4 separate regions of the Homo sapiens genome follow, and all the other regions are linked to region 4. The links are chromatin contacts, found by Hi-C or POLR2A ChIA-PET in ENCODE. All regions are on one chromosome and are shown on one strand. The core of a region is the stretch at or near the end of the contact, and the rest is flanking DNA. Distances in the headings are between cores, read along the strand shown.

The links. Hi-C counts contacts between places; a loop is a spot of excess contacts on that map. ChIA-PET counts read pairs that join two places held with the same protein, here RNA polymerase II (POLR2A). Pooled maps may share reads with other maps.
Region 1: a pooled map shows a loop between it and region 4 (7-fold over the local background). The contact joins the promoter of WDR53 here to the promoter of TNK2-AS1 in region 4. A Hi-C loop is called at or near these places in 10 of 50 pooled maps. POLR2A ChIA-PET finds 5 or more read pairs at or near these places in 2 of 52 experiments (B cell and activated naive CD4-positive, alpha-beta T cell).
Region 2: a pooled map shows a loop between it and region 4 (4-fold over the local background). The contact joins the enhancer-like site here to the promoter of TNK2-AS1 in region 4. A Hi-C loop is called at or near these places in 1 of 37 single-sample maps with no recorded cell type and 3 of 50 pooled maps. POLR2A ChIA-PET finds 5 or more read pairs at or near these places in 1 of 52 experiments (PC-9).
Region 3: a loop to region 4 is called in a map of natural killer cell, with 7 times the contacts of the local background. The contact joins the promoter of RNF168 here to the promoter of TNK2-AS1 in region 4. A Hi-C loop is called at or near these places in 1 of 168 maps with a recorded cell type or tissue (natural killer cell), 9 of 37 single-sample maps with no recorded cell type and 18 of 50 pooled maps. POLR2A ChIA-PET finds 5 or more read pairs at or near these places in 1 of 52 experiments (activated naive CD4-positive, alpha-beta T cell).

What each region holds. Positions count from the first base shown.
Region 1 is chr3:196,567,105-196,570,565 of GRCh38, reverse strand. It overlaps WDR53 (WD repeat domain 53), which reads left to right and starts at 2,012. Exons shown (of 4, transcript NM_182627.3): 1 at 2,012-2,047; 2 at 3,259-3,461. FBXO45 (F-box protein 45) reads right to left here and starts at 1,906. Exons shown (of 3, transcript NM_001105573.2): 1 at 1,264-1,906. The coding sequence starts at 1,581. RefSeq lists enhancers at 1-104, 105-653, 2,671-3,461 and silencers at 994-1,288, 1,410-1,949.
Region 2 is chr3:195,392,830-195,395,913 of GRCh38, reverse strand. The region is part of intron 1 of ACAP2 (ArfGAP with coiled-coil, ankyrin repeat and PH domains 2); the gene reads left to right. Among named protein-coding and RNA genes, the nearest start is that of ACAP2, 49 kb to the left of the region's middle. RefSeq lists an enhancer at 1,071-1,160. Within about 2 kb of position 1,698, at least 2 of the 41 ENCODE cell types and tissues checked have a DNase peak (open chromatin) inside an H3K27ac peak, as active enhancers do.
Region 3 is chr3:196,502,363-196,505,428 of GRCh38, reverse strand. RNF168 (ring finger protein 168) reads left to right here and starts at 1,661. Exons shown (of 6, transcript NM_152617.4): 1 at 1,661-2,556. The coding sequence starts at 2,256. LOC105374307 (a long non-coding RNA gene) reads right to left here and starts at 77. Exons shown (of 3, transcript XR_924897.3): 1 at 1-77. RefSeq lists a silencer at 1,412-1,711 and enhancers at 2,332-2,421, 2,462-2,531, 2,183-2,866, 2,867-3,066.
Region 4 is chr3:195,906,519-195,909,683 of GRCh38, reverse strand. It overlaps TNK2-AS1 (TNK2 antisense RNA 1), which reads right to left and starts at 1,608. Exons shown (of 2, transcript NR_145450.1): 1 at 906-1,608. TNK2 (tyrosine kinase non receptor 2) reads left to right here and starts at 1,133. Exons shown (of 16, transcript NM_001382273.1): 1 at 1,133-1,199. RefSeq lists silencers at 1-379, 430-619, 670-919 and enhancers at 2,590-2,819, 2,870-2,919.

The DNA.
Region 1 (3,461 bases), core at 763-3,262, 660 kb before region 4:
TGTTGGCAAGCTAGCATTAAAAAGGGGGTGTTATCGCGCGGTGGCTCACGCCTCTAATCCCAGCACTCTGGGAGGCCGAGGAGGGCGGATCACCTGAGGTCGGGAGTTCGAGGCCAGCCTAACCAACAAGAAGAAACCACAACTCTACTAAAAATACAAAATTAGCCGGGCATGGTGGCGCATGCCTGTAATCCCAGCTACTCGGGAGGCTGAGGCAAGACAATTGCTTGAACCTGGAAGGCGGAGGTTGCGGTGAGCCGAGATCACGCCATTGCACTCCGTCTCAAAAAAAAAAAAAAAGGGGGGGATGTTATCGTTTTAGTTACTAATGCATTCATTATGTTTAACACATTGCAATCAGACTTTATCTTCTCTTATATATGATCTTGATTGACTGCTATACTGAATAGCTGTTAACCATTCAACTCAACTCAAGACCAAGACCCTTTGTTTATTCGGCCTGAGAGTCCTTTCAGCCGTACCACAACTTGTTCCTTGACATTTTTATTTTGTATATGAAGGCGGGCGGAATATGCAGGAAGGATGCAGCGAAACTGTAATCAGCACGTTAGATGACAAATAGAAAAAGAGAGACACCATCAATGTGGAACTATTAAAAAGTTAGCAAGGAAACAGCCAATAACAGCAGGACAAAGCAGTATGTTAGGTGGTGCCCGTGGACGTTCTATAAAAGCCTGTATCTTGTAAGTGAGCAGGATGACTAGAACTACACTCACTTGTAAGCCTCCAATATAGTGGAGGGAACTAAAGAGAACTTGGGGGAAAATAATGAAAACAAATGGTTAAAAATCAGAGCTTGGAAAAGATGAGATAAACGTGGAGTGAAAGCAAACTAGAAACTTAGAAACTTAGAAACTAAGCCCATGTTAAGGTGGCCGGGATTATTTAATATAATGAAGTCTATCTGGAGGCCGGGGAGAAAAGTAGGATGAGGGCATTAAAAGGTACAAGAGTGGTGGTCTGTCTTTAACGGGGAAAACTGTCAAAAGTTGAATGAGTGAGGCAAACTACCTAGTTGTTTGAAAAGTGGATCACGGAAGTGGGATGGGTTAAGGAGCAGAACTTCGATCCAAAGAAAAGAGAATCTTTATCTTGGGGGGAGGTGAGGAAGATACTGACTGGAGCCGTGGAAAGGCGGGCTGGTGAGGCGAAGCTTCTGACTCAGAAGCTCGGATGAGAAACACCGCGAACGACGCCGGGGAGCGGGACTGGGGGCAGCGGTGTGGCCCGGGGCTCTCTCACCTTGGCCTTGTAGCTGGGCAGGTTGCACAGGATGTCCGTGCGCAGAGCCTCTTCTGCCAGGCTGCGGGCGCACAGGCTCCGCCACACCTCGCTGTTCTCATCGCCGTGCAGGCAGCGGTACCAGTGCTTGCACACCAGGGCGCAGCTCCGCAGCTCGGACAGCTCCAGGTAAGAGAACACCAACTCCAGCACCCGGCTGGGCAGCCGGCCCCCGGCCCCCGCGGCCCCAGAGCCCGAGCCCGCGCCCGCGCCCGCGCCGCCGCCGCTACAGCCAGCGCCGCCCGAGGCTGCCCCAGCCCCCGGGGCCGGCGCCGCCATCGCCTCACCAGCCGGCCCTAGGGCCGCCGCTGCCGCCGCCGCTTCCCGCCGTCTCTGCTCGGAAGGCCAAGCCTCGCCCGGAGACCGGAGCGGCTCGCTCACCGCCCCTGTCAGTGCCAACCGCCGGCGCCTCCACCACTCCCGCCCCTGCCCGGGGGCGTCCGCCGCGCGCCCCGCCTCACTGAGGGCAGACGCACCGGCTGCAGGGGCGTCCTCCGCCCCTCCTCCGCGGCTCAGCGCGGGCGCCGAAACCGCCCGACTCGCCCGGCCTCTCCGCGGCGCGCCAGCGGCTCCGCCATGCGGGTTGAGGGCACGAAGCAAGGGCGCACGCCCAGCTCGTTCGCGGTTCCTCTCGGCCCCGGATGTGACTGTTTGGCTGCGCCGCCTCACGCCTGACGCTCGACGGGATTGGGCGCCGGCGGGTGAGGTTATCACTAGGCGCCGAGGAGGGGAGCGGGAAGCGCAGGTATGAGGCTGGCGCCGGTGGCTTCGATGCTGCTTTCCGGTGACTTCGATGCTGTTTTCCAGTGCTTTTTCCTTTTTCTGGTCTGGTGGCTCCGCGTCTGCTCTCCTGGGCTCCCTTTCCTGTGACGTTTCCCTGTGTCCGTTAGGTCCTTGCTTCAGACTCCAGCTCAACGCATGAAACTTTTCTCTCCTTGCTTGCCGGGTCCTGGCTCCCCAACCTTTTTGTGTAGCTTGGGCAGCGGAGGCCGTCTTTACCTGGTCAGGCCCTCTCGTTCTCCCTAAGTATCGGCACTTAGCGAACGTCTGTCCCTGTGTGCCTTCGCAAAGTAAGGTGGCTGCGACTGAACACCCCCTCGCCCAAACGTTCGAGTGCCATTTGAGCGCTAATTAAGTGCTGCCGTCTTTTGGACAAGATGTGGTCTTTACTGGATCCACCGCTTAGTAAGCAGATGAAGGCAATGTAGTTTTAGTCAATTAAACATTCCAATAGGGAGAATGACGTGGAGGCTATAATTATAGATGGATTCTTGGAAGGGGAAGAATTTCAGCATCCCAGCTTGGGCAACATTGCGAGGCAGTGTCGCTACAAAAAAATAGAAAAATTAGCCGAGGGTGGTGGCGTGCGCCTCTGGTCCCAGCTACTTGGGAGGCTGAGCCCGGGAGGTCGAGGCTGAGGTGAACCGTAATCGCCCTGCTGTGCTCCAGCCTGGGCGACAGAGTGAGCCCCTACCTCACACACACACACACACACACACACACACACACACAAGAATTTCAGCATTATTTGATTATACTACGATTTCCTAGGTGGCCCCAAAGTTTTCCGACAGCCTTTAAAGCATGCTTAGTAAGAGAATAATAATAACCATCATTTGAGCCACGGTGTGAACCAGGCACTGTATACTACGTCATTTACGCAGATTTTTATATACGTAATCCTCAAAACAACTCCATGAGCTGAGTAATTAAAATAATAGGGTTCACAGACTCCCTTGGTCAACTCCAATGTCTTGGAACCTTTATGTAGTAAGAAATCTTTTCTGAAGCTTCTTGCTATGTATAATCCATTTCTTAGTCTCTAGTAAAAGCAAAGGAACGGTGGCTACCTTCCCTACCCTCTGATTCATGGTGTTTGATTATTATTTGCCTGTCCCTTCTCCTCATGTCTTTTTCACCAAGTCCAGTAACCCTAATTCTTTTCATTCTTACCAGTGCCAGCGCCACAGCCCTTCAATCATTTTGGTTGCTATCCAGCTTCTCCACATCAAGTCCAACTTCAGAAACCCCAAGCCTGTAGAGAAAAGTTGACCTGTGCTGACTCTGGTGATGGTGACTGTCTCTCACTAATTTCTTTGAAGTCTTCAAGGATAAGCAGAGTTGATCCATCTGAGAAAGGGATCATGAACTAGACAGAA
Region 2 (3,084 bases), core at 449-2,948, 510 kb after region 4:
ATGATGCATGAATAGATAAGAGAATGAAGGTATTGTTATTAAAAATAAAGTATCTGTTTTTCTGAATTCTGGGCTTATTCAGCTTCTTAGAGTACAGACTGCTAGAGCTAAGTCCAAATTTTATTTTCTTTTATGTATTTCATATATGAGAAAAGATTTTCATTCATGTTCTTATATTTGACATTCTTAATGGTCAGTAAACTTTCTGTAAAGGGCCAGATAGTAAATATTTTATGCTTTGTGGGCCATATGGTCTCTCTTGCAGCTACTCAACTACGCCATCATGGCGTGGAAGCTGCCATAGAGACTACGGAAGTGAATTAACTTGTCTCTGCTTCCGTAAAACTTTAGAGGAACAGAAATTTGAGTTTAATATAATTTTCATGCATCACAAAATATTATTTTTTAAAAATATTTTTCAGCCACTTAAAAATGTAAGAACTATTTTTAGCTTATAGACTTTGTAAAAACAGGTTATGGGTCAAACTTGCCTGTTGGGTAATTGTTTGCTGACCTTTGTGACTGTGCTCATTGTCTTCTCTTTTCTTCCCTTTCTCTTAACATCTATCTCCCTTATTACTTATTCTCTGTTTTGCTCATTTTGCTGCTCAGTCATATATTTTATTTCATTATTAATGTGTATATAACTTGATTTTTTTAAATTAAATTTTAAGCTATGGAGGGTAGGGGTCTATAATTTTGGCCTCTTTATTGCCTTGCATTTTTATAAAAGTTATGTGCTTCGTAAAAATTGGGGAGGATTGCAGAGAATTAATATCTATCATTTAATATTTTGAAAGATTGTTGGGTAAATTCTTTTATTTCACTTATTAGTTTTTTAAACATATGTCCCAGAATGGTTCTATCTCAATGAATAGAAGTCATCTATTCATCTGCGAATTGATTTTGTTCTTTGTGTCATGTACTGTGATTGATGATATGAACAGTCCTCATTTAGTCTTTACCACCCCCTACTTTAAAAAAAAAAAAAAAAAAGAGATGGAGTCTTGCCCTGTGGCCCAGGCAGGAGCGCAGTGGTGCAGTCATAGCTCACTGTAACTTGAAACTCCTGGGTTAAATAAAGCAATCCTCCGGGCTCAAGCAGTCCTCCTGCCTCAGAATCCACAGTAGCTGGGATTACAGCCACACACTATGTGCCTAGCTAACATTTTTTATTTGGAATTTTTTGAGAGACTGAGTCTTGCTTTGTTGTCCAAGCTGGTCTCAAACTCCTGGCCTGACGCTACTTTTTGTATTTTTAGTAGAGACTGGCTTTTGCTCTGTTGGCCAGGCTGGTCTAGAACTCCTGGCCTCAAGTGATCTGCCCAGCTCGGCTTCCCGAAGTGCTGGGATTACAGGCGTGAGCCACTGTGCCTTGCTGCTTACCTTTCTTTAAACATGTTGTTTTACAAAAGTGAATTAGTAGAATTGCACAGTGAAATAAGATTGGAGAAGTTACAAAAAGTTTATCCCAACCCATTTGTTTAGTAGAAACCAACGATTAAATCTCAAACTGGTCATTTCAACTAATTTGCTTGAAAGAAATGGAAGACTGAGTAAAGATAAATAAAGGTTAAAATGTAAATGAAGAGGGTATCTGACAATTAGCGTACTTAGTGAGTTTCTCCCTTGGCTCAACAAACATTTTGTTTGCGTGTCTGTACTGCTATGGGGAACTGAGACTAGTGAGCGAGGTGCACAGTGATAGAATGTGTGTGAGGTGCTGGAGGGGCACGGGAGGGTACGCCATTCAGCTTGAGTGGTTGAGGGGTTCCAGGAGGACCATGTCTTGGGGAGATGGTGTTTGGACTTCTTTTTCCCCTTTATTAGCTTTAAACGTTGCTTAGAAATGCATAGTTGCTGAAAATAGTTAAACAATCTAGAATTTAGTAAAAAGCGCAAATCCTTATTTATACTTTCTGCTATCAAATCCCCATTCTTCAGAGTTGTAGTTCGTAGACTGATAAATATGCTCCCAAATTGAGCTCATGCTATGCATATAATTTTGTAGCTTGCTTCCCCCCCCCCCAATATAATACTCTATCCTGTGCAGATTTCCATATCAGTAGATACAGATCAACCTCATTTAAAATCTTCTGCCTCACATAATGGTATGGATATATGGTAATTTATTTACATTATTTCCTATTGCTGCACATCTAGGTTTCTAACGCGTTACACTGAATATCCTCATACACATACATTTGTTCTCGTGTGTAAATTAAGTTTAAATGATGAGTAGGTGAAGGGACTGAGGACTGATGTGAATGAAAAATGTTTTCTAGGTTAAGGGGACAATGCATAGTTTGAAAAACGTTGCTGAAGCAAATGAGAAACTTTTAGTCAGGAAGAAGTATTTCTGTTTCTGTGCTACAGAGTGCAGCACCTTCCATTTTCTCCAGTCATATGCTAGAGCATCTCATTTTATCATAGGCATTTCTTTACTGAATAATTCAAAGTTATTTTCTTATTTTAGAGATTTAAACACTTCTTAAAAATAAATGTTACCCAGTGGAGAAGCAGAATCACAAGTCAATAAGATGATTATTCAGAGGTCACACAGAGGTGAAGTGGGAGTTCTGGAAATAGAGTTTTTTGTTTTATTTTGAGACAGTGGCACCTAGGCTGGAGTGCACTGAAGCGTCAACCTCCTAGGCCCAAGTGATCCTTCCACCTCAGCCTCCTGAGTAGCTGGGACTACAGGCGTGAGCCACCACGCCTGGCTCATCTTTTTATTTTTTGTAGAGACAGGGTCTTCCTGTGTTTCCTAGGCTGCTCTCGAACTCTTGGGTCCAAGCAGTCCTTCCCCTCAGCCTCCCAAAGTGCTGGGATTACAGGTGTGAGCCACCATGCTTGTTCTGGAAATAGTTTTCATCCTAGCTCTGTCTCCTGAGAATATCTTACTCAGTGTAAATCCCCCATTACTATCCAACTTAAAAATTTAGTTAAATCTTAAAATACCTACTTGAGAATTGCTAGTTTATCAAGTAGATATATGAAAATGGCATAAATGACTTAAAGTAGATGAATTACATTTTGTTATACATACTCTTGAGTGTAAAATGTTTTCATCCCCAAAACTTA
Region 3 (3,066 bases), core at 412-2,911, 600 kb before region 4:
TGGGAGATTCGATGGGAAAAGCAGGTTGTGGACATATTAGGAAGCCTGAAGGCCAGGTGCAGTGGCTCACGCCTGTAATCCCAGCACTTTGGAAGGCCAAGGCCGGTGGATCACCTGAGGTCAGGAGTTCGAGACCAGCATGGCCAACATGGTGAAACCCCATCTCTACTAAGAATACAAAAATTTGCCAGGCGTGGTATTACAATGCACGTGGTATTACAAGGCACGCGCCTGTAATTGCAGCTACTCGGGAGGCTGAGGCATGAGAATCGCTTGAACCCAGGAGGTGGAGGTTGCAGTAAGCTGAGATCAAACCACTGCACTCCAACCTGGGCAACAGAATGAGGAGCCATCTCAAAAAAACAAACAAACGAACAAAAAACAAGCCTGAAATTCCAAGCTAAGGTACTGTTACTGTAGACAACCAGATGACAGTCCCAGGTTTCTTTTTTTTTTCTTTTTTTTGAGACAGGGTCTTGCCCTGTCACCCAGGCTGGGGTGCAGTGGTACGATCACTGTTCACTGCAGCCTTGACCTCCTGGGCTCAAGTGATCCTCCCACCTCAGCCACCAGAGTAGCTGAGAGTATAAGTGTGAGCCAGCACACCGAGTTAATTTTTTTATTTTTTGTAGAGACAGGGTCTCACTATGTTGCCCAGGCTGGACCTGAACTCCTGGGCTCCACTGATCTTCCCGCCTTGGCCTTCCAAAGTGCTGGGACTACAGGTGTGAGCTATCACAGACAATAACAGGTTTCTGAACCCACATTGAAATGAAAGTTCCCAAAGACTTCTACCAACGACCGATGTCTCCTCGTTGTTCTCAACCTGGAAACCATCCCCTACCCAGCCTGAATGCTCTCAGCAGCCTCAAAACAACTTAAAGGCTGCTTTCACGCACAGTGATTTTCTTTTCTCTTCCTTCACACTGATTGATTCCCTCAAAAAATGCAGGTCCGGAGCTGGCTATGGAGTTGCAAGCTCTAGACCCAGCTACTCCAGAGGCTGAGGCGAAAGAATCCCTGGAACCCTGGAGTTGTAGTCCAGCCTGGATAAAACAGTGAGACCCCAATTCTTTTATCTATTTATTTATTTGTATTTTTTGAGGTGGAATTTTGCTCTGTCCCCCAGGCTGGAGTGCAGTGGCACAATCTCGGCTCACTGCAGCCTCTGCCTCCCAGGTTTAGCGATTCTCCTGTCTCAGCCTCCTGAGTAGCTGGAATTGCAGGAGCTTGTCACAATGCCCAGCTAATTTTTGTATTTTTAGTAAGGACGGGGGTTTCACCATGTTGGCCAGGCTGGTCTTGAACTCCTGACCTCAGGTGATCCGCCCGCCTCGGCCTCCCGAAGTGCTGGGATTACAGGCGTGAGCCACCGCACCCGGCCTTGTTTGGCTGTTGATTTTGTTTTGAGGTTTCCCTTTTTCTACCCAGAAACCAAGAAACCAGGGGTGTCTGAGGCCTCGCAGAAATCTCAGGGAAAGGTCAGGCTCCACCCAGGCTGCACTAGGCGGGGCTGCGACGCCAGGGCGGGACCGTCTCCGGCTGGGAGGGAGGGCGGGCGGCGCGCAGACCCCGGAAGTCCCGCCCCGGGAACGTTCGCCCTTGGGCAGTTTTCTGGGTGGGAAGTGCGATTTTGGCGGGCGGTTGTGACGTTGCTAGCGCTTGTCCGGTGGCTGCTGCGCTGCCGCAACGAATAGGGTTTCTGGCTGCGTAGGAGGGACGGGGGCGCGGAGCTCTGGGAAACTGCGCCAGGCGCCCGAAAGGTGAACACGGGAGTCGCGCGTCTCCCCCGCAGCAGCGGTAAAGCGGAAGTTATGCTGCAGCCGGAGCCCGGGCTTCCTCCCGGAGCCGCGTCCCGGGGCCCGGCTGCCCCGAGCTGAGCGGAGCATCCTTTCCGGGTGAGGGGAGGAGAGGACTTGGCGCGTTCCCCTCGCTGCCCCGGGAGCCGCAGCCGCGGTGTTCATGCCGCGGAGCAGCCAGGCTCCTCCGACGAAAACCTGCATTTATTTGCTGGCGGGACGTTTGCCTTGAAAATGGACAAAGACGCCGCCCTCCGGGGTATTCCTGTTTGCCTGACCCTGAGAGCGCCTTTTTGCTTCAAGACGTGTTGGATGCTCCTGTTCTCCGAATTCTGATACGCTTCTGGGCATAATACTGAAACACAAAACTGCTTTTGCTCTCTCTGTGGTTGGCCGAAAATAGGATTCTTTTTCGTGCAGGTGTCGTTGTTTAGTCGGCTTTACTAACATATTGAAATGGCTCTACCCAAAGACGCCATCCCCTCGCTGTCCGAGTGCCAGTGCGGGATCTGCATGGAAATCCTCGTGGAGCCCGTCACCCTCCCGTGTAACCACACGCTGTGTAAACCGTGCTTCCAGTCGACCGTCGAAAAGGCGAGTTTATGCTGTCCCTTCTGTCGCCGCCGGGTATCGTCGTGGACTCGGTACCATACCCGAAGAAATTCTCTCGTCAACGTGGAACTGTGGACGATAATTCAAAAACACTATCCCAGGGAGTGCAAGCTTAGAGCGTCTGGCCAAGAATCAGAGGAAGTGGGTGAGTAAACCATGGCGTGTTTGTTGGCCAAAAGCCGCAAGTCTTTGAAAAGGTGAATCATCACTTTTCCATTTAAAAAGTAAAAACAAACCAAAAAACCCGACTAGTATTTGTCTAAATAGTTCTCAGAGGTTAGGGGGTTTATGGGTCCCCAAATGTCGATGGATTATAAAGTCAAGGGCAAGATTTTGTCCATTGTCAAAATGCCCGCGCTGTGTTCGATGGGTGTTTGTTGTGTTAAAAATTAAAGAATTGCCCGTCTGGAGCCTTCTTTTTTTTTTTTTTGAGACAGGATCTCGCTCCGTCCTCCAGGCTGGAGTGCAGTGGCGCGATCTCGGCTCCCTGCAACCTCCGCCTCCCGGTTTCAAGCGATTCTCCTGCCTCAGCCTCCCGAGTAGCTGGGGTTACACGCGTGCACCATCACGCCCGGGGAATTTTTCTGTTTTTTAGTAGAGACGGGATTTCACCATGTTGGCCAGGCTGATCTCAAACTCCTGACCTCAAGGGATC
Region 4 (3,165 bases), core at 359-2,858:
GGGCCGACGTTGACGCCCGGAGGCGAGGGCGGGGAGGCGGGCGCGGGACTCGGGGGCGGCCCGGGGCGGGAGGGGAGGGCCGGGGCGGGCGGGCGGTGTGAGCGGGCGCCGAGGGCAGCACCATCTGGAGGGGTGGGAGCGCGCGGCCTCTGGGGGGCAAGCGAGTGCGCTGGGCCGAGCCGGTCGGGGGCCCCCGGCGGGTCGCGCAGGAGGAGCGCGGCGGGCTGAGCCCTGCGCTGCCGGAGCAGCAGCCGCAGCGCGTAGGGGTTCTCAGCTGGGGCCCGCAGCAGCTCCGCGGGCTGAAGCTCGGCGTGGAGGAGCGGGGCGGGGTGGGCCCGGCGGTGCAGGAGGAGGGCGGGGTGGGCCCGGGGCTGCAGGAGCGCGGCGGCCGCGGCCACGAGCCCAGCCGGGGGGTGGTGTGGGGGCCGCCGGACGGCGCGGGCTGGGGGCGCCCGCCGTGGTGGACGGGCTCGGCGGGCTGGCCTGTGGCGCAGGAGGAGGGGCTGGGGCCCCGCGGGCAGCACCAGGAGAAGGGCGGAGGCAGCCCCGCAGTGCAGGAGCGCGGCGAGGCCCGGGCCGGGGTGCAGGAGCGCGGGGAGGGGAGCCCGCGGAGGCTGCTGCAGCAGCCCGAACCGGCGTCCGAGTCCGGGGAAGGCCCCCGCGAGCGCAGGGAGGGGCCGGAAAGTTCCGGCGAACTGGGGGAGCGGCAGTGGGAGAGCGTCGGGCGGGAGGCGGTGGTCCTGGGAGCGGCCCCGGCGCCCCGAAGCCGCCCCGAGCTGGTGGGGAGGGCCCGGCCGGTGGGGCCCCGGGGGCCTGCGGGGGAGGGGCGCCTGGGGGTGCAAGAGGCGAATTGGCTGCCCGGGGTGCAGGAGGGACAGGTGGTGCGGGCTGTCCAGGAAACCTACCTGAACGGGAAGGAGCCCCAGGAGGGAGAGGGACCCGGCGAGGGGCTCAGGACCCGGAGGCGCCGGCGGAGGAGGAGGTGGTGACTGGCAGGCCCGGGCCCCACGGTACCTCCGGGGCTGAAGGGGACGCAGGATGTAGGGGCATGGGGAGTCGGGCGCAGAAGAGTGCGGGGAACCGCTGAGCTCTGGGAGCCACTGCCTGAGGGCAGGCCGCGGCCGGCGGGAACCTCTTCTGCCGTCTCAGCCTGGGCGTCGCTGAAGCTGTGTCTGCGGGGAGGCAGCGGAAGGCGGCAGGTAAGGAAGCCCAGTCCTGTTAGCTGGAGTTGGTGTGCTTGGAAGTGAGAGGCTGCAGGTCCCTGGCGAGAGCGTAGACTCCACACTGCCCTCGTTCTTTTGGCCTTTCATCCCTGGAGGGAGGAAGCAGTGCAGTTTTCAGCGGCAAGGCAGGACCTCTCCCCCGCCAGTACTGTGTATGGTAATTGGAGTGATAGGGCATCTTCTTAGAGTCTAGGCAGCAGGCGGGACGTCTGGGTGGCTGCCAGGTCTGTGCAGAGGGAAGAGAGGGGTAGCCCCAGGGAGGAGCTGCAGGACGGTCCCCCCTCCACCTGCCCCCCGATGGCAGTAGGGGTGCCTCCATGCTATATGCTCTGCATGGTGCAGTCAACACACAAGTCCTCAAAACACGTCCCACAGAAGGGAAGAGGGCAGCGTGGGATTAACAGAACCTTATCTTGTAACCCTGTTGGTCACGTGAGCTGAGATGAGTGTGACAGCTAGTGGCTTGGGTACGGCACGAGCCTGGCCCGCTTCTGCCACGCCGTCCTGTCACAGCTGATTTACCCTGAGGGCCCAGAGCCAAGGATGATTAGTGGGCGGAAGGAGGGAGAGCAACTGGTGAGCCCTCTCGTCTCTGGGTGGGACGACCCAGCGTTAGAGGGGCGGGAGAGGAGGGTGCACTTGCACCCCAGGGCTCTGGGCTGCCTCTGTGGCCCCACCCTGGGGAGGTTTGCAGATGGGCCGCTGTGGTATCATGGGCTCTGCACCTGTCAGGACAGGAGCTCCCAGCCCAGTCTAGAGGTAGGGCTTGTAGGGGCCAAGGGTGGGGGCTGTATTTGGCTTGTTGACTCCCTCGTGGCCTGAGTGCCAGACCTACTCATTCCGCCTCGTGCCCCCAGGGGGCTTGGCGGGCTGCTTGTGGGCCTTACTCTCCTAGAGCTGTTCGCCTCTTACCTGGCACTGTCAGGTGCTTGCTTCCCCTGCCCCTGGGTGGGGATGGGTGCAGGGTTGCTGCTTGCCCAGGGCCTTAGCTAGAGGACCCTCCTCTGCCCCAGCCCGAGGTGTGGCTGTGAGTCAGATGGACCCAGACCCCTGTCCCGAACCAGACTGGGTGCTCTCCTCTGGGGGCAGAGGGAGTGGTGCTGGAGGTAGCAGCTGCTGGAGGAGCCGGTTAGCCCGCTCCTCAGACAAACTCAAACCCGCCTGTCAGCTTCATCCCATGCCTGTCGCGCTGCCACCCAAACACTCATGCACCGGAAGTTCAGCTGCTGTGCCCACGGTGCCTGACGCTTCTGGAATGGCCAGAGTGGCTCTCACTGTCTGGCTTCAGTGGAGAGAACGGTCTGTTTTAAACACATACACACAATCTTCACCTACTTATTTCAGGTCGGCGTTTTTGAACTTGTGGTAGATGAATGGGAGAAAGGCCTTGGCATCACACAGATTGCTTTTGATCTGGTTATATCGCTTACAAGCTGTGTAACTTCCTTGGGCAACATAATGTCTTTAGGTTTCAGTTTCTTGGTGTCTGCGGTGGGCCAGGACTTCCCCTGCAGTGTCGTGAGTAAAGAAACCTCAGGCCCTTTGGAGCCTGGTGCCCACCTCCCCGGAGCCCCGGCAGATGTTAGGGAGGAAGGGTCAGACTGTTCCCTCTGGCCCCTGAGCCCGGGATTAGCCCCCACCTTGTGCTTCGTCTAGAAGATGCAGTGTTTCTTTTTGTTTGTTTTAAATAACAGTTTTATTGAGATATAATGACATATGGTAAACTGAGCATATTTAAAACACACAATTTAATAAGTTGTGGCCTGTGTATATACCCGTGAAACCACCCCCACCTTCAAGATAGTGAACATCCCCCTTATTCCCCTGTCCCCAGAAGTTTTCTTGTGGAACCCCTCCATCCCCCGCTCCTCTGCCATCCCCTACCCCAGGTAACAGGCTGGTCTACTTTCTGTCACTGTGTCTGAGTTTGCAGCATTTACTG